Regions from separate parts of the Mus musculus genome. Here region 1 is linked to region 2. A link is a loop called in an ENCODE intact Hi-C map of the cell type or tissue named here. Cell type or tissue: heart. All regions are shown on one strand. Each heading gives the region's core, and the rest is flanking DNA. Links, peaks and the distances in the headings are about the cores only.

The links. Peaks named below come from ENCODE experiments on the same cell type or tissue, not always from the same donor. Only the 100,000 strongest peaks of a DNase experiment are listed, where the experiment ranks them.
Region 1: it touches region 2 in a loop (2.2-fold over the local background); 4 of 42 quality-filtered maps call a loop at or near these places.

What each region holds. Positions count from the first base shown.
Region 1 is chr1:75,229,352-75,241,158 of GRCm38, forward strand. A630095N17Rik (RIKEN cDNA A630095N17 gene) reads right to left here and starts at 2,742. Exons shown (of 3, transcript NM_001243090.1): 1 at 2,624-2,742. The coding sequence starts at 2,723. It overlaps Dnajb2 (DnaJ heat shock protein family (Hsp40) member B2), which reads left to right and starts at 7,072. Exons shown (of 9, transcript NM_001159883.1): 1 at 7,072-7,238; 2 at 7,501-7,597; 3 at 8,104-8,213; 4 at 9,929-9,982; 5 at 10,157-10,279; 6 at 11,541-11,633. The coding sequence starts at 7,533. In heart, for the core only: CTCF peaks have their summits at 3,331 (motif pointing right) and 5,479; DNase peaks (open chromatin) are centred at 5,460 and 7,150; H3K4me3 peaks cover 1,944 bases; H3K27ac peaks cover 2,515 bases.
Region 2 is chr1:75,309,186-75,320,992 of GRCm38, forward strand. Dnpep (aspartyl aminopeptidase) reads right to left here and starts at 7,832. Exons shown (of 15, transcript NM_016878.4): 1 at 7,706-7,832; 2 at 7,525-7,618; 3 at 7,356-7,444; 4 at 7,145-7,258; 5 at 6,760-6,885; 6 at 6,434-6,564; 7 at 6,160-6,235; 8 at 5,945-6,052; 9 at 5,179-5,256; 10 at 4,241-4,324; 11 at 3,220-3,380; 12 at 2,807-2,846; 13 at 2,607-2,708; 14 at 114-281. The coding sequence starts at 7,618. In heart, for the core only: CTCF peaks have their summits at 7,945 and 8,905; DNase peaks (open chromatin) are centred at 6,006, 6,466, 7,876, 8,576 and 2 weaker places; H3K4me3 peaks cover 2,529 bases; H3K27ac peaks cover 2,872 bases.

The DNA of each region.
Region 1 (11,807 bases), core at 2,345-10,344, 80 kb before region 2:
TACCCACATCTGTTTCCCCCAGAGTTTTGGCACAGCCCTCAACACTTGTCAGTAAAAGCTTAGAGCCGGGAGGTGGGGCAAGGCGAGCAAGCCCAGGATCCTTGACTCTTAACTAAAGAAGGCAGAAGGAAAAGGGGATGGAGCTTGTGTTCAGGCAAGGTCTAGGTTTCCCCCAAAGCTGTCCTCTGCCTGCCCAGTGTGAGCGCGTCTCAGTCCACTTGGGGCAGTCCAGTGTGTAGAAGGCCAATGCCCACTGGGAGGTCTACTGCCTGGACCGTGGGATCCAAGGGGATGGGCAGATGCTCAGCAACAACCCATCAGTGGAGGGGATGGTTCCTGATTCCTGACATTACCACCATTTTAGTGAAAATGGGGCTGGAAACCATGGACCCTATGCAGTGCTTGTGGGCCTGGAGACTGCTGCGATTGGTACGCAGTGATCAGTTCCCGTCCCCAAGGGCACAGTAGAACCACTGCATCGATGAAGGGCTTTGGGGTTAATCATCACAGCCTCCCGGCTTCTGCAACCAGTGCCAGGCTTTTCTTTATTTTACACCCTTAGATCACAGTGCATCGCTGAGAGAACTTGGGACGGGGCCCTGGAGCAGGAACCTTAAAGGACACTGTTTACTGCTTTGCTCTCTGGCGTGTGCTCAGCTAAACTTTTTTTTTTTTTAAGATTTATTTTATTATATTTATGAGTACAATGTAGCTGTCTTCAGACACACCAGAAGAGGGAACTGAATCACATTACAAATGGTTGTGAGCCACCATGTGGTTGCTGGGAATTGAACTCAGGACCTCTGGAAGCGCAGTTGCAGTCAGTGCTCTTAACCACTGAGCCATCTCTCCAGCCATTTATTTATTGATTGATTGATTGATTTGATTTGATTTGATTTGATTTTTTGAGACAGGGTTTCTCTGTATAGCCCTGGCTGTCCTGGAACTCACTCTGTAGACCAGGCTGGCCTCAAACTCAGAAATCCACCTGCCTCTGCCTCCCAAGTGCTGGGATTAAAGGCGTGTGCCACCACTGCCCAGCCCTGTTTTGTTGTTTTTTGTCCAGTCCAGGCCTACCTGTCTTGAGATGATGTCACCCACAGAGGGATGGACACTTCTCCATCAATTATCAATCATGACAATCTCTCACAGATGTGGCTACAGATAAATGTGATCTGGGAAGTTCCTCAATTGAAGTTCCTTCTTCCAAGGTATCTTAAGAGTTTCTATCGCTATGGTGAAGCACCATGACCACAGAGCCAGAGAGGAAAGGGTTGATCTGGCTTACACCTCCAATCTGGTCCATCATTGAAGGAGACTGAGACAGGAATCCCAACATGAACCTGGAGGCAGGAGCTGATGCAGAGGCCATGGAGGAGTAGTTGACTGGCTTGCTCCCCATGGCTTGCTCACCCTGCTTTCTTACAGAACCCTGCACGACCAGCCCAGGGGGTGGCCCCACCCACAGTGGGCTGGCCTCTCCCTCATGAGTCACTAAGAAAAGCGCTCTACAGGCTTGCCCGCAACCTGGTTTTATGGAGACTTTTGTCCATCTGAGGCTCCCTCCTCTCTGGTGACTCTAGATTCTGGTAAGTTGACGTGGGCTCAGGCAGCACACCAGGTGACTCCAGGTTTCGTCAAGTTGACACTGAAAACCAACCAGCACTCTGGACAAGCTGAAGCATCCCCAGGATACCTTATATTATCTTGTTTAAACCTAAAATGCATGTAGCCATTATACCTCCTGTAAGTCCCATGGGGACAAGTTCTGCTGCTCACCACTCTATTATTGGCACCCCAAATGTTGCCTGCTATATTAGTCAGTCAGCACTTGTTAAGGAAGTGTTACATGTACGCCTATTTTATAATTGTGGAAATGAGGCTTTGTGCAGCTCTGTGTCTTGCCCAAGGTTACCTCGCTAGTAAATGGAGGGAGCAGGATCCAAACCCAGGCAAGTCTGAGCAGAAACGGGTGCTCTGGCTTCTTCTGATCACTGCTCCTCTTGTCCATGGTGGAGCCAGACTCTGCCTCTTCTGGCCTGCCAGGTGCCCAATGCCTAGACAGTGACTCAGGCGCCTTGAGGGCAGGGAGGGGGTGACGCCTGACAAATTCTCTGTCCTGACTCTGGGATAGAGGACATCAAGGCAGCAGATGAGACAGGGCCTCAGCCAGGATAGAGACTCCCTTGGGGACAATCTTTGGGCTGCCACTGACCCTGGGAAGAATCTCACAATATCTTACAGGAGGTGTGGCAAGAACCTGGGACAGGCCATCAGGAGGACTAAGAAGAAAGTAAGTGACCTGCCAATTGGGCTGTGTTTCCAGATAGATAGGCACGGTGCTCTTCTCTGTCTGGTGTACAGAGACAACCAGCCCACCCTGGTTGTCTCTGTGGCTATGTCCTCCTCCAGTTATGTGGCATAGCTAGTACACACATCCCCAAGCTCCCACTGGCGTGCACTGACAGGCCTGGGTTGGATGGGGTTTAAGTGTGGGAAGGGAACCACCCAGCTTAGCTCCCTTGGGGCAGCTGTGAGCACCACCCAGCCTGGCTCCTGGGGACTCCCTCAACCCTAGGAAGTGCTTTCATCCTTCACACTTCTAAGACTAGGGAGCAATTACCTCCTGCAGGTAGACTCCTGAGCCAGGTCCCCAGCCTTGGACCTCGCCTCTGCTGTGTCAGGAATCTGTCTTTGTCTCCAAAGGTGGGGTTCTCGGCCATCTCCTTCTGAAACCCCGCCTCTCTCCTCTTGGGGTTGCTGTTGCCACACCTTCCAGCTTAGGTCACAGACTCCAGAACCATCTAGAACCTTGACACATTCCTTTCACTGGCTTTCCCTGGGTCCTATCTCCTATCTGTCCCTGTGACTCGTTAGTGCTTGGAGTGAGCTGCCTTGTGCTGTAGTCCAAGTCTGGTTTTATGGCTTTACGCATGGGGTTTCTCGGCATTGCCCTAACTTCCCAACCAGGATAAGTTCTTCTGTATATTTGAATATTTATGTTTGCAGGCTCCAGGATTCAAAAGGTACCAACAGCTTTTCGTGAGATGCAGTAATAAATCTGTATCCGCTTCTCCTGTTGGTGGCTACCAAACCTAACATTACTCTGTGTTTATCATTTTTTCCTTTCTTCTGGGACAGGGTCTTGTTATGTAATCCAACTTGGCCTTCAACTCATGATCCTCCTAGGTGCTGGCATTACAGGTATGTTCCACTGCACCTGAGTTTTTTTGTTTTTGTTTTTGTTTGTTTGTTTTAATAAAGACTTTTTAAAAAAGATTTATTTATTTATTATAAGTACACTGTAGCTGTCTTCAGACACTCCAGAAGAGGGCGCCAGATCTCACTACGGATGGGTGTGAGCCACCATGTGGTTGCTGGGAACTGAACTCAGGACCTTTGGAAGAGCAGTCAGTGCTCTTAACCACTGAGCCATCTCTCCAGCCCAAAGACTTATTTTTTAAAAGCCTGGCACGGTGGTATGTGACTAAATCTAACACTCAAGAGGCAGGTGGATCGCTAAATTCTACAGAGTTAGTTCCAGGATAGACGGGGCTATACGGAGAAACGTGATGCAAAAACCAAACAAAATAAAACAAGATTTACTTTAAAAGCAATGTGTGTTTGTATGTGTCTCTGTGTGTATCTATGCATACCGGTGCCCACGGAGGTCAGAAGAGGGCATCAGATCTCCTGAGGCTGGGTTTGCAGAAGGCTGTATTTGGGTGCTACCTAGTGTGGATACTGGGATCCAAACATATCCACTGTAAAAGCTCTGCAGGCTCTGAACCACATATCTCTCCAGTCCCTCTTTATTTTTTAACATAATTTCCACTGTTTATTCATTTGTGGTTTTTTTGTTGTTTGTTTGTTTTCAAGACAGGGTTTCTCTGTGTAGCCCTGAGTCAGTGACTGCGTAGTTCTTGCTTTGTAGGCCAGGCTGGCTAGATGAAGCCTTGTCTCAACATTCCCCACTACCACGCTAGAGGTGGTGGGACCTGGGAGAATGAGTCGATAAATAAGGCAGAGTAAAGTCTCACGCAACAGCCAACTCTTTATCCAGAGCATCAATTTATACTCTGAGGGCTAAGAGAAGTCTCATGGGTAAAGTGTACAATCACAAGGCAGGACACAGGGAGTAGACAATTCACACTTGACAGAAAACGTGTTTTTCCACAGAAGCACATAAACGGGTAATGGGCAATTGTAACAAATAATCTGAAGTAAAAATCTGAAGTAACCTCACTCCTCCTTGCTACACCCGAGAGGGGAACAATAGCATAGTCCAAGAATAATCTCATGTTTTGAGGACACTGAGGTCACAAGCACTAAGAAATCTCCTCACATGACTCCATTCTCGGACCATGCCTCCCCTCCCCCAAGAATGGGTTTATAAAAATTATACTGAGTCCTGGAAGTACATTCACCTGGCAGTATTAAAATTTTTAAAAAGAAGTTTGTTTTGCAAATTCTTTTGACTTCCTTTGTGAATGAAGAAAAGTAAGCCTTTATCTGCTTCTGCTAGGTATGTTCCATGCATTCATTTATATCCTGTCAAGTTCTAAGTATTGGTTACATAGCTCAGGCTGCCCTCTAATTTTGACCCTTTGGTCTCAGCCTCCTGCATTCTTTGTTTCTTTGTGTAGACAGGTCCTCACTCTGCAGTCCGGGCTGAGCTGACACTATTTAGACTGGCCTTGAACCTGAAGTAGCTCTCCCTCCTCAGCCTTCCAAAGGTTGAGACTACACCTCGGATTTAGACTATAGTGCAGGTGCAATGTTTATTGTATGCACACACCTGAGTCATACATAGCATCCAAGTGGCGATCAGAGGAGCCATCTCACCAGTCCTGGCTTTTCTATTCTATCCTTTTTTTTTTTTTTAATGTTTCTGAGTACACTGTAGCTGTCTCCAGACACACCAGGGAGGGCATTGGATCCCATTACAGATGGTTGCGAGCCACCCTGTGGGGGAATTGAACTCAGAACCTCTGGAAGAACAGTCAGTGCTCTTAACCACTGAGCCATCTCTCCAGCCTGGCTTTTCTTAATATCACATTCCTGGTAGGTGCTAGCCTGCTGTGTGTTGAGATGAGAGAAAGAGAAAAATAGCAAAAACTTGGAAGATTTTGGAGTAATTTACTTACTCTTGATTTGTTTAAACCAAATATAAGTACTTCTTGGTCCTTGGGTCAGTCAGAATTCGATTGCAATCAGCAGAAGCTAACCAAGAAAATTAAACCACCAACAAAACAAAACAAAATAAAGCAAAGCAAAGCAAAACTAAACTAAATCAACCATTTCCCGCCACTAAATCACCCTCAAATTAGCAACGTATGGAACTCGCATCGATTCAGTCAATGCAGGGCTGGCAGCCAAACCTCAAACAGCAGTGACAAAGGAGGTCTGGCAGCTCTGTCCCCTCCCTCCCGACAGTGATCATCTGTCCTCAGCACGGGGACAGACACTTCCTCCTCCAGGCACAAGAGGCCGCTGAAGGACCCACAGCAACCTGCACTACACAGAAGCAAATTCTTAGCCACCTTCACCTTCATCTCTCTTTCTCTATTCAGATTTGAAGTCCCACTTAGTCGTGACTTCTCATTGGCAGAACTCATCTTGTGCCTGCACCCTTAGATCAGGGAAGCAAGAGCCTCAAAGTTCTGTGGTAGATACTTCATCTCTTATTAAGGCTGAAACAACCAAAATTCCCCAAGTGTAGGTAGGAAGTCTCTAGATGTAGGCAGGAGTTCAGAAGGTGGGGAGACAGGAAAAGGGGACAAAATGACGGCAGCCTTCCCTTGGTTGGTGCTCAAGCTGTTGCTTTGATGAGATGTCCCCAGGTCACCTGTCCTGAAACACTGACTGGACTCATACAACCATTCCTGCTTGGGTCATGTGTGACACCAGAAAGCATTATGCTAATAACAGCTTCCATAAACCATGCTTCATTTGACTTCTAACAACTCTAGGTGTTACCTATACTTAAGGGGGAAAACAGGCCTTGGATGTTCCCAAGTCACACAGCAGCATCCGGTTGCAAGGCCAGGTCTCCCTGCTCTCAGAGTTCTGAGTTTCCCAGTGGGTTCTGCTGATAGGCTGTGTGTGTGTGTGTGTGTGTGTGTGTGTGTGTGTGTGTGTGACATCCCATGCCATTTTTTATCCCTCCCCCAGTGCTGGGAATTGAGGCTAAGTAAGGTCTGGCGGCTGCTGGGCAAGCACTCTACCCCTAAGCTATCCCCATAGCTTTACATTCTTAGTACCTTCTGGCAGCATCTACTAAGAAAACAGTACACTAATGTCTAGGAATTGGCCAGATGGAATAAAACAAGACCCACTTCTGGAAGGTTCCCTTTTCCTGAGATCTGAATCCAGAAATCATTCTGAGGCTAAATAGATCTACTTACGATCAGCTGTGGAAGAGAAACGTTGAGTCTACTAATTTCCTCATACTAGGCTCTTCTACCTCACCCTTTCTAGGTCAAAAATGTTAAAAGTCTTCCAAGTGTTATTCGGCTGTCCAACTGATACGTTTCAATTCTGACTAAAGACTAAGGGGATGACGAACGAAGGAGGACACAATTCTTACCTTGTATAATTTACATTCTACTGGGGGAGATAGATGATCATCAAATAAATGTTAATTTGTGGCTCTGACAGTGTGGAGAAGAAAATGCCACGAGACTCTATAAAAAGCAGGTCTGACCTACTCAGGGGAGCCAGGGCAGCCTCTTTTGAAGACTTAGCACTGGAGCTAAGCTATGAAGAAGGGTTAGGCCCAGAGGAGACTCGGTGAGTCTTGGAGGTGATGGCCTGGGGGAAGTACTCAGGGATCGTGAAGCACTTTTAGAGGCCAGCGACAGGACAGGGGACCCGCACCTAGCTTGCGGACCGCCCCTCTGCCTGTGTTTGAGAGACTGCGTCATAGCTGGAAAGATATAGCCGACTTCAGCCTCCTAAGTCCCACCTGGGAATGACGTCGCCTGGGTGAAAAACTAAAATAAACGGCTCCGCCCTCATCTCCCAGCAGCCCCTGCAGCGCCCCCGCCCCCCCCGCCCCCGCCCCCTCGTGTGACCGGCCGAGCCGGCCCTCTGAGTCTCTAGTAGTTTCCAGGGCGCTGACGCATGCTTGCGCACACAACCCAGCCTGGCGTGTCGTACGCAGTGGCCGCGAGCCGGGCAGCGGGTGCTAGGCGGTTCCCCTGCGGGGGGCAGGGGCGGGACTCCCGGCAGAGGAGGTGCGGTCCCAGCTGGGTCAGGTTGGGGGTTCAGATCGGGTTACTAGACTTAGGGGGTTCGGGTAGGGCTCCCCACTCCTGCCGTGAGATAGCCCTGGGCACCGGCCTGCGGGACCAGATAAAGGCTGCGAAGGAGCCTAGTCACTGGCCGCAGGCGTGGCTCCCCGGCCCGATTCCACCTCGAAGTGTCGCCTGCCTGCCCGGGGTTGCGGCCGCACGGAGCTGCGGTGCCTCTGTCGGCCTGACCCCTTCTCTCCCGCAGCCTGGAGGAGGGACGTCTGACGCTGAGTTGCCATGGCATCCTACTACGAGATTCTAGACGTACCGCGGAGTGCGTCCCCTGATGACATCAAGAAGGCGTAAGTGCCTCGGCTGTGTTACAGAAAGGCTCTGACCCTTGTTCCCCGCCCCCCTGAGTGCCAGGGGCCCTTTAGAGGTCTGGCTGAAGGGAGGAAGGAGACCCTTGGGAAAGTACGAAGACCAAGTCCAGCCAGGGAAGAAGAGCTGACCTTCTTTAGCGTCCTCTATACACCCAGCTCCCCTCTCCTCCAGCTCCTACATGTGGGCTTGCCCAGGTTGCAGTGCTAAAATGCCCAGGCTATGAGACAGGACAGTGTCTCCACTCTCCCTGTGGCTATAGATAGCTCTATCAAAAGAACCCCAAGAAAGGGCTTATGGCAGGGACTTTCCTTTTTACTCATATCCCTGGCACACCACAGGGAGAGAAACCCCTGAATACAGGCTGCAGTCGTGAGGTATTCTGGGATCGGGGCAGTGAAAGGGTGTTGGACTAAGCAAAAAGGGTAGTCGGTGGGCAAAGCCTACATCAGTCTCCTGACCCTCCCTCTGCACTCACTTCCTGCAGGTACCGAAAGAAGGCTCTGCAGTGGCACCCAGACAAGAACCCGGATAATAAAGAATTTGCTGAAAAAAAATTTAAGGAGGTGGCAGAGGCCTATGAAGTACTATCTGACAGTAAGGCTTGGGGTCCTGCAGGGACCGGCATGTCCCCCTGCTTCCATTCATTCTTGGTACTCCTTCCTAAAGCCACGCCTCCATCCCGTCTCCTCCATGATTTTATTTTAGATAGTGTTTAATCGCCTCCATGTTATGTCTGTCTAGCAGGGTCTGAAGAGCAATTTGGGTCCTGATCGGGGAAGGTCATAGCTTTCCTGCCAGGCCAGCTTATCACCCCCATTTTGTAGGCTAGTAAACTGAGGCTGAGAGAGATGAAATAATTTGCCCATTTCTTGAGCCAGAATATGAATCCAGGTCTGATGGGTGATTTTTTTTTTTCCTCTGTGCTTGAGTATGCCTAGGGCATTGCACATGCTAAAGCAAGTTTTCTACTGTCAAGCCATGATTCCAGACCCAGGTCATTCACTCATTCATTTATTCATTCATTTAGAAAACAGTCTGACTAGACATGGCTATAATTCCAGCACTCAGGAGGTAAGGTAATGCAGGAGGATTTTAAGGTCAAAGGTCCTGTTTCAATAAGTAAACAAACTTCAAAACAACAACCACTAGTTGAGGCTGTAACTTTGTCAGTAGAGTGCTTTGGTAACATACACAAGGCCCTATGTATGATCCCTAGCCCCGCATAAACTTGGCGTGGTGGCGCATGCCTGTAATCCTAGCGACACAAGATGGAGGCAGGAGGATCGAAAGTTCAAGGTCTTCCTTGGCCACATATCAAACTCATGACCATCCTGGGCTACATGAATAGTATCTTTTTTTTTTTTTTTTGAGACAGGGTTTCTCCGTATAGTCCTGGCTATCCTGGAGCTCACTTTGTAGACCAGGTTGGCCTCGAACTCAGAAATCTGCCTGCCTCTGTCTCCCAAGTGCTGGGATTAAAGGCGTGCGCCACCACGCCCGGCTAACAGTATCTTTTAAAATGTATTTCTGAGATGATGTGGGTGGTGGTTCACACTTGTCACCTCAGCACTGAGGAGGCTGAGGTAAGGTGATTGCAGAGAGGTTGAAGACAGCCTGGATACAGGATGAGACCCTGTCTCAAAACACCAAAACCAAACCCCACAAATGATCCCAGAAAATATCTCCTAAAATTACTGTGCCAGGTATTTCCGGGTACTAGGGAGACAGTGGAGGGCAAGCAGGCCCCGTCCTCGTCCCGTGGTCTATCGTATTCTGGTTAGGGAAGACCGACAGGAGTCAGGTATGTGCAGAGGCAGGTTACACACCGAGAAGAGGATTCCAAAGGAGAACTGCTGTACCAGGGAAGGGTGGCGCATGCTCTTGTTGTGGTCCTAGCTAGTCTCTGTGGAAGTGGCTTGGTTAGGATAAGCCTATTAATAAGAATATGGTATAATTAGCTGACATTTATTTACTTGTTTCTGTGGAGCTGAGTGTTGAGCCCAGGGTCTTGTTCCTGTTAGACAGGGTCTCTGCTACTAAGCTCTCCCTCAGCCCCTAGCTTATGTTTATTGCCTTATGTGTTAGGCAGACACCGTGCTAGGCAGGTTGGTGAGTTATCTCCTTTAAATTCTCTCAGTGGCTCAGAGTGGGTGCTATGAGCATGTCTGTCATAGAGATGAGCCAGCTGCTGAAACCATGCCCCCCTGGATACCCTGCCGTCTCCCAAGTTTCATTTTCTGACACTCGTCCTAGCCCAAGAGGGGCGATAACTTTCCTAAAGGGAGGAATGACCAGGTCTCTTCTTCTAGAGCACAAACGGGAGATCTATGACCGCTATGGCCGGGAAGGGCTGACCGGGGCAGGTAGGTGGAGTGGTGGGGTTCCAGGATGGAAGTGGGTCAGGGAGGGAGGGGCAGGCAAATTCTGGCAAAGCATGCTCTTTCTAAGGTTCCTGGCCATGCCTTAGGTGGGATGCCCTGGCTCAGGGCTGTATGTACACACTAAGTCGTCCCCTCCTCATCCTGACTCTCCTCCAGGAAGTGGTCCTTCTCGATCGGAAACTGGTGGTGCGGGGCCTGGCTTCACATTCACCTTCCGTAGCCCCGAGGAAGTCTTCCGGGAGTTCTTCGGGAGCGGAGACCCTTTTTCAGAGCTCTTTGGTACGTAGACGCAGGGTTGCTCCACTCCCTCTTCCAGCCTGCTGTCTGTCCTCTGTGGGGAATCTCTCAGGCTAGAGCCGGAGACGGAATTGGAATTTCACAGCCGGGAGATTTGAGGTTGTAGGCGTGAGTCCAGGGAAAGCTAGGACAGAACCTGACACATGGCAGGACTCACGTGACACACCAGTGACACTTCACAGACTGGCCTTATTAAATGACAACAAGAACACATTGTTAAGCCTCCACAACAGCCACCAGTGGAGCAAGACTCAAAAGCATCATGTGACTGCTGCAGCGCCATTACACATAACAACAGACACCTTTTTTTGTTGTGGTTTGATGACTAACATATGCCAAGAGTTCTACATCTCCTAAAGCCTCTTGTAAATCCTGAGAGCTGAGCCATTTTAATCCCCATTTCCAGATGAGAAGACGGAAGCATGTTAGTTAGCTTAGATGCGCACAAGTAATTGGCACAGCTGGGTGGCTAGGAAGGCGCTCTGTGGTAGGGGCTTGTCCAGCATGTGCAGGGCACTGATTTCAGTCCCCGGCACCACAAATCAAAACGTGAAGGCAAATCTGTTGATTAAAAGACTCCTTCGACAAGCATGGTTTGCACATGCCTGTAAAGAACTCACCACTGAGCACTGGCCACGGTGGTGCACACTTTTAATCCCTGCGCTCAGGAGGCAGAGGCACTCTTGAGTTCAGGGCTAGCCTGCTCTACCTAGCAATTTTCAGGCCAGCCAGACCTATGCAGTGAGAACCTGTCTCAAAACCCCAAAAGAACTTTAAACTTGGGAGATGGAGGCCCAAGATCAGGGCTTCAGGGTCATCTTTATCTATTAAGTTTGAGGCTAGCCTGAGCTACTGATACTGAGACGCTTTTTCCAAAAAAAAAAAAAAAAAAAAAAACAGTTTAAAAAATGTGTAAGTGGGGCTGGAGAGATGGCTCAGCGGTTAAGAGATTTTGAGTTCAATTCCCAGCAACCACATGGTGGCTCACAACCATCTGTGATGGGATCTGATGCCCTCTTCTGGTGTGTCTGAAGACAGGGACAGTGTACTCATATATACAGAATAAATAAATATATTAAAAAAAACAACAATAATCTTAAAACATTTTGTAAGTTTACACAACCCCAAACAGGAGCCATCAGAAGTGTATCGGGTTGTTTAGCAGCTTGCTTTCTAGGCCTTAAGGCTACAGCCACACACATTTTGGAGGAAAGCTCTTCACCAAGGACTTACCTTCTTGCAGATGACTTGGGTGTCTTCTCGGAGCTTCAGAACCAGGGTCCCCGACTCACGGGCCCTTTCTTCACTTTCTCTTCTTCCTTTCCTGCCAACTCCGGTAAGCACTGTCCCTGTCCATCTCTGCAAATCCCGAGTCTTGGAATCCTGGGAATTGGTTTTGTTTTGGCTAGCCTGGGCAGGTTTGAGCGAGGCCCCCAAGATTCCTGACTTTTGGTGACGTTGGTAAGTAGCTAACCCTCTCTCTCTCATCACCGCCTCTCTGCCTCGTCTG
Region 2 (11,807 bases), core at 2,434-10,433:
GTCAGTGATGGAAGCTGACACAGGGGCCGTTTTCTATTTTGTAGTCCACAGCAATCAGCCCCCCGCAGTGACTAGCCACTTACTGGTGGAGCAGAGGGCCAGGTGGGAGTTACCTTGAAAAGGGTGAGGGTCTGGAGAACTCCAGTGGTACAGGCTGTCTCCCGGATAGAGTGCATAGCCAGTTGGGGGCTGCCTAAGTCCAGCACCCGAAGCCCCAGTCGAGAAGCCAAGATAGGTCCAATGGTGGTACCACACGGGGAGTCATTCCTGACCATGAGGTCCTGGTGAGAGGAGGAGAGGTCATAAGCTAAACCCTAGATGCGCTCACTAAGATCAAGGAGGAAGCTACCCTAGAGCCTCAGGGCTGGCAGAGCATCTAGTTCAATGTCTTCTACCTCTTTGTTACTCTCACACACAACGTGAAACCCCAATACACAAAGGAAAACAAACTTAGTAGTTTTAATGTTCTAAAAGTTCCTGCTGGGCTGGGGGTATAGTTCACTTGGTTGAGGGCTTGCCTAGTATAAATGAAGCCCTGGGTTTGATCCCCACCTGGGCAATGGTGGTGCACATTTGTAATCCCAAGACTTGGAGATGGAGGAATCAGGAGCTTAAGGCTATATTCTGCTTCATACTGAGTTTGAAGCTACATAAGACCCTATCTCAAAACAAAACACCAAGGAAGTCCTAATATGGAGCTAGATTTTAAGATCTGTAAGTGTAAAACAGAAATATAAAAGTCAAACTTTTGTCAGGTGAGAATTACAGTATTAACCCATTGTACTGGCTGGTTTGTCTGTCAGTCATCACAGCTACAGTCATCAGAGAGAAAGGAGCCTCAGTTGAGGAAATGCCTCCATGAGATCCAGCTGTAAGGCATTTTCTCTTAGTGATCAATGGGGAAGGGCCCAGACCATTGTGGGTGGTGCCATCCTGGCCTGGTGGTTCAGAGTTCTGTAGGAAAGCAGGCTGAGCAAGCCACGTGAAGCAGGTCAGTAAGCAACACCCTTCCATGGTCTCTATGTCAGTTCTTGCCTTCCGGTTCCAGTCCCGCTTGAGTCCCTGTCCTGCCTTCCTTCAGTGTAAGCTGAATTAACCTTTTCCTGCCCAGCTTGCTTTTTGGTCATGGTGTTTTGTTGCAGCAATAGAAACCCTGACTAAGCAAGGTATCGTTGTGACAGACCTGACCATGTTTTGGGGATAATTGTGGAAGGACTTTGGAACTTTGGGCTAGAAGAGCCAGTGAGTGTTAAGACCTCAGTGGGAAGTTCTGTAGGAGCTTGGAAGATAAGAATGTTGAGAGAGTGCAGAAGATGGAGGCCTGGCTTATGAAACTTCAGAGGGAAGAGTAGACTCTATCAGGGCCATCTGCTATTTTAAGATTCTGTGGTTCTGGTTTGCTGGGACTGATAGTGAAACTTTTACATTACAAGGACAACTGATGCTGGTCAGCTGGAGCTAAGAAATTAGTAGTGATTAGGAAGAGACCATCCCTGAGGTGAAATCTTCTGGGAAGTGTTTTCTGAGAGCACAGGGAAGCTATGTTTCAGAGGTGGCCAAGGTTGTACTTTGTGCTGCAGGCGGACTTGATAATGTGTAAGAGTCACCCAGGTGGTACTGGTTGTGAAGGCATGAAGGGGTCGTGGAGAGCAGCTGAGGCTTGGAACTAAGAGGCACTGAGAGGCCACTGGTGAAGGTGACTGGTGAAGGTGCAGCCTCAGTGGCAGTTGAAGGTTCAGGACTGAAGGGGTCATGCAAAGAAGTTGAGGCCCGGCCCAGCACCAGAAGAGCTTCAGAAGCAAACTGGTCTAGGTGAGTCTCTTCTCCTGTCCCTCTTGCTCTCAACTTGGGCCTTCTCTTCTGCTACTAGACTAACTCATTCCTTTTCCCCCTGGGGATCTTTCTGTTTGTTCCCTCTGGCTGAGATGTTCGCCCTCTGGACCTCCCCATGGTATTTGTTTCTCAGCAGCTGCCTCTCACTTCCTCCCAGAGACCTCTCTGTGAGTGGAATGATCAGACATTACATGGGACAAGATGGAGACACTGATGCAGAGACGGCCCTTGTCTGGTCCTGCCTCTCCCAGAACTTGGGTGTTGTCCATCGATGGACTGGCCTGGGCCAAGTCTCTGATGTGGAGTGTGTGTACTCATGTAGTGCCCTAAGGACAGTGATGGGTGATCTCAGGCCAGAGGGAAAATGAACACTTGGGGTTCTAGGCTCACCAGTCCTGAATCTTCCTTCTGGGTTGAAGTAAAAGTAAAGAAAGACACAGAGACATGGGGTTATAGAAGGAAAAGGGGCAGGACTAACCTACCAGGTGGCAGGAGTAATCCTTACAGAGATCAGCAGGGTAGGGCTCATTATCACCCTCACTTTACCAATGGGCACACAAAAACTCAAGACAGCTTAGCAAACTAGGCCAAAGTCACCACAACAAAGCCAGCACTGCATCTAGCTCTGCACCCCAAACCCCAGATCTTCTCATTCACTGGGACTCCCTCCACTAAAGTCTCTCTCCTATGCTCCTCACTTACTGGGAGCTCATCAGTTTATGTCTTTATTCTGCTCCCTCCACCAAGCCTTCCTAGAAAAGATGCACACTCACCTGCAGGGGCACCCCAACTTGGCCAGCCACCTCTCGAATCATGGACTCAGACACTGCATTAGAGGCGTAGCGCTGCTTGCTGTTCACCTTGATCACAGGACCCTGGCAAAAGTCCCAGAACAGAGATGATGTGAGGCCTGTGTGAACCACAGAGGCCAGAGTCGGCCAGGCCGCCACATCTTTGAGAAGCAGCATCTTACCTTATGGAACAAAGGCCGGTGGTTTTCTTCATGCTTGTCCCTGTGAGAGGTGATAAAGATCAGGATGGCACACTGTGGTGGGGGCTGTCAACAGCCACTACCCCTTCCAAGGCAGATGGCACTAATGGATCATGGCACTCTTTCCCACCTAGCCCTGCGTGTCCTCAAGGGCATCAGAACAAACGATTCAGGCAGATTCTAGCCATGAAAGGAAGCAAGGTCACAGACAAAGCTTACTTAATATATACACCCGGCTTAGGCAACACATGGCTTTGCATAAGTCTGGCCTTGGAATAATCAAATGGAAGACTCCTGAACCTCCCAGCAGATGGAGAAAGGCAGGCCCAGGAACTAGCCTGCAAGTGGGCTATGCCGCGTCTCTAGCATAAGTACTGTCTGGTATGAAGACTCACGAGTAGTTTGGGTGCACAGCATGGGCCATGTCTGCACTGATCATGAAGGACTTAGGTATGGCTTCCTCGAAGGCAGTCAGACGCTGAGGTGAGGCTGAGATGCGCCGTAGTATCAGCTCCGTCAGCAGGGACTGTGCTCCTTGTGCACTCTCTGACCCCACCTGGAGATGGCAGAGATTTGACTGTGGGAATCTGGACATGCGCCTGGACTGTAAAAGTGTTCAGGATGGCCCGGGATCCACCTGAGTCACTTGGTAGAGAGAAGTATCCTTAGAGACTCTCCTTTCTGAACATATGACAGTAGACTAGGGCCAGACTAATTCCCAGTCATTCATGGACTAGAAATAGCATTTACTGATGGAGGTTTCCACACTGGTCCCCCACATTTACACCCAGGGCTAGGCAGGTGTTAAAGCTATATAACTAACTACCCAGCTAGAGACAGCATTCCCAGTTTCCTTTGTAACTGAATGTGGCCACACTGGGTTCTGTGAATGTGAGCAATAATGAATTCCATTTCCAGACCACACTCTTGAAGACAAAGGCATCTATTCTCTCTGCCCTCTCCTTTACTGCTGACTGGGTATAGACATGATAGCCAGAGATGGAATAGCCAACTAGCATAATAGACCAGAGACCTATCCAAACCACTAGCTGACCCAGGGAGTTACATGAAAGAGAACATCTACCTGTCAAGCTCCACTATAGCATCTCAAGATTACAGCTAAACAACATAGCTGACAACCCGCTATGTGCCAAGCCACAGACCTGAAAGGATGACCTGTGTAGTGGCCCCATCCTTGGGGTAGGAATGCAGCAAGGTACACATAGAATACAGGCTATGGAATCCATTATAAAAATCTATGCAGGGCCAGGAGGGAACAAGTGCTATGGGAGCACTGGCAGCTCTCCTTCCTCCCTCTTTGGGGCCTCTAGAATGCCCTGGCTCGCTCTGAGTGTGGGCCACCAGGCAGTTACTGACTACTCCACTGAGGGACCTCTGCCCCAGCCCTCCACATACCTCTTCATTGTCGTAGAGTGTGACCATGCGCACATGTGGATCCCTGGCCAGAGAGGCAGGGGATGCACAGGAATCAATCAATGCCTAGATGGGGAGGAGACAGGCTCATTATCCCTGACCTTTGCTTCTTACAACTTTGTCTGCCAGGACCTGGGAGGGACATGCTGCCCTGCCAGGGAAGTGGGCTGGGCTCTCGCAACCTTTCTCTTAGGGTCCTGCCTGGCAGGTGGAGTAGGACCTTTCTAGTGGGATAAGTAAATCCATTCTCTGAGCATTTGCTCTCATACACTCCCATGCAGAAGGCAGGAGGATAATGTTGAAGACAGACTGAAACTATAAGTCCTGGGAGGCCAATGATTATGAAGATCAGTCAAACTGATGGGCTTCTGTTAACAGCTCTAGACATGTCCATGAACAACCCAGCTGGCTGGCTCAGAAGCAGACACAGGCCCCGGAGCTACAGTTACCACCCAAAGCCTATCTCCAGTCACAGACAGGCAGGGAAAGGCAGGTTAGAAAGCAGAGGAGGGGCAAAGGGTAGAAAGCTGAGAAACAGCCTGACTGGGGGAGAGAGACAGTGAAGAACATGAAGGTGACCAAGAGGTACAGACAGCCCTACTGAGGTCCCAAGGATCCCAAAGAAGGCTGGCAGGGGACAAGGAGGAGCTTTAAGTCAGAGGCAGAATGAGAGAAGCAGAAGAAAGTGAGAATTGTTTTTCATGGTGGCAAGGCCTGTTTTCAGACAGAGGTCATTAAGGAAAAGTAAAAGACACCATGGCACCCTGAACACTGTCAGCTCCTGGTCCCAGAGCAGCACAGTAATAGTGATGTCAAGGCTACAGTGCATGGGCCCTTCCCAGTGCCAACAGGGTGAAGGCCTGGCTAAGCAGCCATGTCTCCCCAGCTCTCGTGCTGCCTGGGCTGCTCTGGCTTCTCACCTGCAGGGCACAGAAGCAGCTGTGCAGATTGTCCAGTCGAGGAGCGAAGATGAACTCTTCATAGGCTCCACCCAGGACCTAGAAAGACAGGAGGAACACCTAAGTGCCCGGGCCCTCACCACTTCTCCCTGTTCCCAAGGGCCAGAGCAACTCTTGACTGTTGGCTCAGGAAACTATTCTTGCTGTTCAGCAGAGAATGAAGGCCAGGAAAGGGCATCCTACAGCATCTGACTTGTCTCAGAGGGGCAGGCCAAAGGAGGGCTAAGTGGTCAGTCACCAAAAAAAAGAAAAGCAGCCAGCGATGGTGGGGCACACCTTTAATCCCAGCACTTGGGTGGCAGAGGCAGGCGGACCTCTAAGTTGGAGGCCAGCCTGGTCTACATAGTTCCAGCATAGCCAGGGCTACACAGAGAAACCCTGTCTAATAAAAACAAAACAATGCCGACTAAAAGGAAGAAAACAGCTAACACAAACATAGGACCAAGGAGCCAAAGACTAGCAGCTCCCTACTTAGCACTTGGAAGGCACCAGGCCTCTTGCCCTCAGAGGTTCAGAGCAGACAGGGGCCATGTCACACATCACCCCCAGTCTCAGTAGGACGGTCTTCTGGGGAGATGCTCTGCTTATCTGGGAACTACTGAAAGCAGAGGAAGTGCCACCAACTGGGAAGAACAAGGATGAGACTAACTGAGGAGCTTCGGGGATATGCTATGGCTGACAGGGACCCTGGAGGACCCCACCACGAGGGCCTACAGCCACTCCTTACTGCAGGCTGGGTGTCTGCCAGGCAGAGCTCCATCTCCATGATGCTGTCAGGACTCAGGCCCAGATGGGTACAGAGCAGGGACATGAGGACCGAGTGGTGCCGCTCATCCTGTAAGGCAGGGGATGTTGGAAGGTGGACCTGCTCATCCTTTGCCCCTCTAGGGGACTGGTCTGCTCCCCTCTGCCCACCCTCTCCGGGCCAGGGGAGCTTCTTACAGTGGCACCGAGAGGCCCTGGTTCAGGAGTCCCTTTCTCCAGCTCTTCCTGAACTGCTGTGGCAAGAATAGGGACTCTGTGGGGAAATGGGTTGAGAGAAGGGAGAGGGACAGCCATGAACTTCTAGTCCTCCGACTGATTCCCAGCGCACTCCCCAAATGGATAGAACTGGTTTCCAAACGTGGAACTTGACCACTAAGGGGTGGTCCTCTGTTCCCCAGTGCCATATCCCACCCTCACAGCCATCACAACCCTGGCTCGAATGTGGACTCACAGGTGGATCTCTGTGTTGGGCCCAAAGTTCTCATTGATATTTCGCTGCAGATGGATGGCCAGATGTGGGATGCGCAGGATGGGCCGTTCTATATGGACGAGCCTCTGCTCCAGCCGGCCTGAGGTAGGGCACTGTGGCCAACCGGCCAGGTCAGAACTGGGCACCTCCCAAATCCAGCTGATAAAATCCCTTACTAAACCCAGAATAATCATGTCCCCTCTTCCCCACGAGGACTCTTCACTGGTACACTTAAGAAATGGGAAGACATTCAAGCTTCAGGCTGCCGGAAGTGAGAGCCTCCCCAGTTCCTAGCCCCTCGATACCACCTTGATAATGACGCGTCCAGCCAAGGTCAGGTCCCGGTCGAACCATGTGCTCCAGATCCCACCGCCGTAGGTCTCAACACCGACCTGGTGGTAGCCCACCTGGCTTCGGCGCGATTTGCGTTTCACCTGAGCGTAAGAATGAGAAAAAAGGGAATGTCTGAAAGACAACATCTGGAAGGGAGACTCAGGCAGTAAGTTATACAGAGCAGATAGCACATCAGTTGACAGCTGAAAGTGTATGTGGGGAACATGAGAGCATGGGGCGGGTCTACCTTCTTCCCGGGACCTTGGGATAGGGCCTTGCAAACTCTACCTCCAGGATCTCTTCTTCCCAACCGCCCCCCCCCACACCTCCCTTCAGTCCAAACAAGTCCTAACTTCTTACCCTGAGACAGGGACTGTCCGTGTGGGCCCCAATGAGGCTGAAGCCATTGCCAGGAACATACTGGCCCCCCACAGCAAAAGCAATGATGGAGGAGGAGTTTCTGGTTAAGAAGTACTGGGGGAGAGAGTTGAAAGACAGGGGCGTGAGTTGCTTTATGATCCGGGACACAGGCCTTTGCAATAGTGTCTGCCCCCACGCTATCCCTTAGTACCTTGTTTTCTGGTACGATATCCCAGCCCTCTGTTTCCTTGAGTTCACGGAAGCCAGCCTGGAGGAGGCGGCTGCGGCACTCAGCCACGACTGTAGGAAAAGGGCTCTCTCAGCGATGGAAGTTGGTCAAGTCACTCCCACTCCTAGCCTCCCTAACCCTGGTCACCTACCGTGGAAAGGAGAGGGACTCCGGTTCACGAACTTCAGGAGCTCTCGGGCTGTGGCCTGGATGGCCTCTTTCCGAGCCCTGCCGTTCATAGCCATCTACAGGGAGAAGTGGAGAGTTCAGGTGGCTGCCGGGTCTAGGATCCCTCTTTCAGCCCCCTAGAAATGAGAGCCCCAAGGCTCAACCTCTGCTTCCGAGGACTTCACTGGCGACAGATGTGGATTCCTAGCTCGATCGCTCTCGGCTCAAAGGTTCAGTCCCAGGGCAAGAGGACCTCCACCCAGTTTTGTCCCTGGAGTACAGGATCGGAAAGGCCCGCCCCCTAATCAGATAATCCACGCCCCGCCCAGCTAGGAAATCCCGCCTCCAAGAGGACCTCAAAGCTGGAAAGGCCACTAGCCGGCGCGCCACCGTGTCCGGAATCAAAGCACCACTACACCTGTCCCTTAGCCCCGTCAGTCACTAGACAGCCCTTCCGGCTCCGGGAAGGTCAGGCCACCTCGGAGGGTTTCAGTTTTACTTTGAAACCGGAGTACGCCCGTGTCAGCGCCGCCTTAAGCTTAGCTCCGAAAGGGCGCGCGGCCTGCCACCGAGCCGAAGTGGAGGCGGGACCGGCAACAGCAACACACCTGCATAGCCCCACCGCACTCCGCTCCAGGAGCCGGACTCCGGCCCGCCCCTGACGCTCCGCTCCTCCCTCCCGGATCAGGCCTCGCCTTCGCCGAGCTGTGGGCTCCGCCTCTCGTCAGGCCGCACCGGGACTCCGCCTCTACCAGGCCTCGCCCCGCCCCCGCTGCTCCGCGAGCTCCGCCCCTGTCAGGCCTCGGTCGGGTTCCGCCCCCTCCCGCTACTCGCTCAGCTCCCGTCAGGCCTGGTTCCAAACACGCTGACTGCTCTGTGCCAGTCAGGCCGCGTCCCGCCCTCACTACTCCGAGAGCTCCGCCCCTGTCAGGACGCGTTCCGGTTCCGCTCCCGCCTCACCGACCCGCCTTCCTCCAATCAGGCTGCGTTCTAACCACGTGGACTAGTCAGCTCCAGTCACACCGCGCCCCGCCCCACTGTTCCACTAGCTTTGCCCCGTTAGGAGCCACGTCTCATGACCCGCCCTCATTGCGCCACTAGCTCCGCCCCGTCACGCCTACTCTCCAGACCTTGTCTCCGCTGTCCGGGCTTCCTTGGCAGGCCCCGCCCCTGATGCCTCTCTCGCCCCGCCTCCATCAAGTCGAGTCCTCCAGGCGTTGACCCCCCCCCCTCCGCCCTTTCCTTTGTCAGCGGCCTCGAAGCCGCTGCGAGGCGTTCCGCTCCTGGAGCACCCTCAGGCAGGACGGCCCACCGCGGCGGCGGCAGCGCGCTCTAGCGCCCCGGTGGTGTTAGCACAGCCGCTGACTTCCATGAGTTTATGTTATGATAAACGTTATCGTATGTAATTCTCACAATTTTACTGTCAGCATTTTGTAGACAACGGAATTATGAGAGTAATCTGTCTCTAGTTACAAATGGATGGCACAGCTGGGCTTATGACTCCATAAATTAGTGTGCAGAGCCTAGAACAACTGCAAGAGACTTTCGTAGGCTTTTTTCTATCCTCTTTGGTTAAATGTTATGCTACTTAGTAGGTCTCAGAGGAACACAGAAGTCAGTGACCTTTTCAACACAGCTGTTTGGGTGGCCCTGAGGTTTGATTCTGATACTCATGATTTTTTTTTTCTTTCAGACAGGATTTCAGTTTTGTTCAGGCTTTTCCAGAGCTCACTATGTAGCCCAGGCTGGCCTCAAATCCATGGCAATCCTGCCTCAGTCTTGCAATTGTTGGAGATACAGGCATGAGCCGCCCCTACTGGCTCTTTCTACTCCTTAAAGCAGTTGAGGGGGGCAATTCCAATATTATGTTTCCATGTCAAGAATGTTGAATAGCAATCTTAAAACTCATCCATACATCGATGGATCAGGACTCTTGTGGCTTTGAGGTTCAAAACAGAGTCGACCTACCATGAGTGTAAAAATAGTCTTTCCAGGGATCACAGGTCTCTGGGGTGGGGGTGGGGGGCATCTGTTGCTTTTATACTTGGGATGGAAATGAACAGGGATAGATTCTGGAAAGGTCCTGCCACCCTCACTTCAAAGGGGGCAGTTTCAAGATCCGTTCAGTGGGTGACAGACTACATCTGTGTAGCTTCTTAATCATCCTTTAGATATCATTGTATCCCTACTCATTTGTACAGTTAATTAATTACTCATTAATAATTATGTAAGTCGCATTATGTATGAAGCTGAGTGCTAAGTGGACCATGGGAAGGATGTTCTCATCTGTTCTCTAAGGTCTGGTTACGTGGGGGAGGGGCTACATTCTAAGCTACTGATAGCTAAAACAGGGTATGGTTCTCCATATGAGTGGGTTCTGCATCGTTGAATCCAACTAAGTATTTGGGGTCCTGTGTATTAACTAAGCAGAAAGTACAGACATATTTTAAAAGTAGTATTTATGAGAGCGAGAGATGCTATTAAACTCCAAGTCATGAACATATGAAAGCCCGTCTCATGTCAACCTAGGAAATGTGAGTTTAAAATGATGTTCTGTTTTAATTGATGAGGTAAACAAAACCGGAAACGCTTGGCGATGTCAGGCATTGAAAAAGGCTTGGGGTAACACTTGCCTTTACACTCGATGTTCTGAAATGTAAATATTCCATATGGCTGTTTTCAAGCTATGAACGTGATGCCACTAGAGCTAGACACGGATTTGGGAAGAGTTGTACAGAAAAGCAAGCCACTGTGTGTGCTTCTGCCCGGCAGATGCACTGGACATAAGTAACCTGTACAGCAGAAAGTTTAAAATGTGGTACGATAGTGGAAAAGCTGATGGTTTTAAATTTTAACTGTCTCTGCAATATAATTTGCTTAATTGTACCATAATGCTTTGAGGATTGCTGCGGTTAACAACAGGGTCACCGAATCCTTGGGAATCTCACAGTCAGTTCTCATGAACTGGTGCAGGTCAGTACTCCACCCACACTCACCATCCTTGCTATGAAACATACTGCCAATGAAATACCAGACTGGGGGCTGGAGAGATGGCTCAGTGATTAGAGCGCACTGAGCTGCACAGGGACTGTCCCTCCAGCTTTGCTATGTCACCTCTGGCATCAGGCTGTGATAGTAGTTGCTTTGCAGAAACTTGAAGTCACTTTTGCTAAAAACATGGACTCATCCTTTGGACTTGTACTTCAGATTTTTGAATGGGTCAAAAGTCTTGGCACATCTTTCTTTCATATTGTCCCTGTCCCTGTAGGAGCCTATAAGGTGGAAGGAGAGAACTGACTTCTGAAAATTGTCATCTGCCCTCATGTTTGCCCTGGCATGAGCAAGTCCACACTCACACACACACACACACAAACCCATCACACACACACACATACATACACACACACACACATACACACACACACATATACACACACATATACACACACACATACGCACACTCACACACACACATACACACACACACACTCACACATACACACACACATACACACACACATACATACACACATACATACACACACACACACACACACACACTTTTAAATTGTCTAAGACTATAGTGCTGGATTAGTGCGGCCTGTCGCCATTACGGCTGTGTTGAGTATCTTATACCCTGCCCTTTTCCTCTCCAAACAGCTCAAGCACCTGCACTTCCTCAGCCTCATCAGGACGTTCAGACTAAATGAAGGGGCCAGGACATTTGTGTGACAATGAGTGACTTGGTGGTTCCTGGGTTAAGTCACTACACATTAGCCTGCAAGCCACAAGACCAGAATGTTTGTGCCCAAGAAGGAAAAGATCTTTTGAAATCTTTCCCATGACCAATGGGCAATTACTAAGCCTTAATCCATTCCAGGAAAATCAATGAAACTTTGCTGCTTGCTTCTGTTCAGCGAGCAGCAGCCTGATCTCCCTTTCAATCACTGCTCAGCATATTGCTCTGGCTCACATGAAGTTGGCTGACTCAGTCTGAAGCTATAGTAAAGATGCCCTGCTTGTCTGTCTTGTCTGCAATGCAATGTGACTTGGTATCCTCTCCCCCGTTTTCTTTCCCCTCTGTGTGTGTGTGTGTGTGTGTGTGTGTGTGTGTGTGTTGAGACAGGGTATCACCAAGTAGCCCACACTGCTCTTGGGCCATATCTAATTCATGCTAGCCTCCAACTCGCAGTGAGCCTCTTGCCTCAGCCTCCCCAACTATGGGATTATAAGACTTGATCTTATTTCTACTGTCTCTGTACTGTA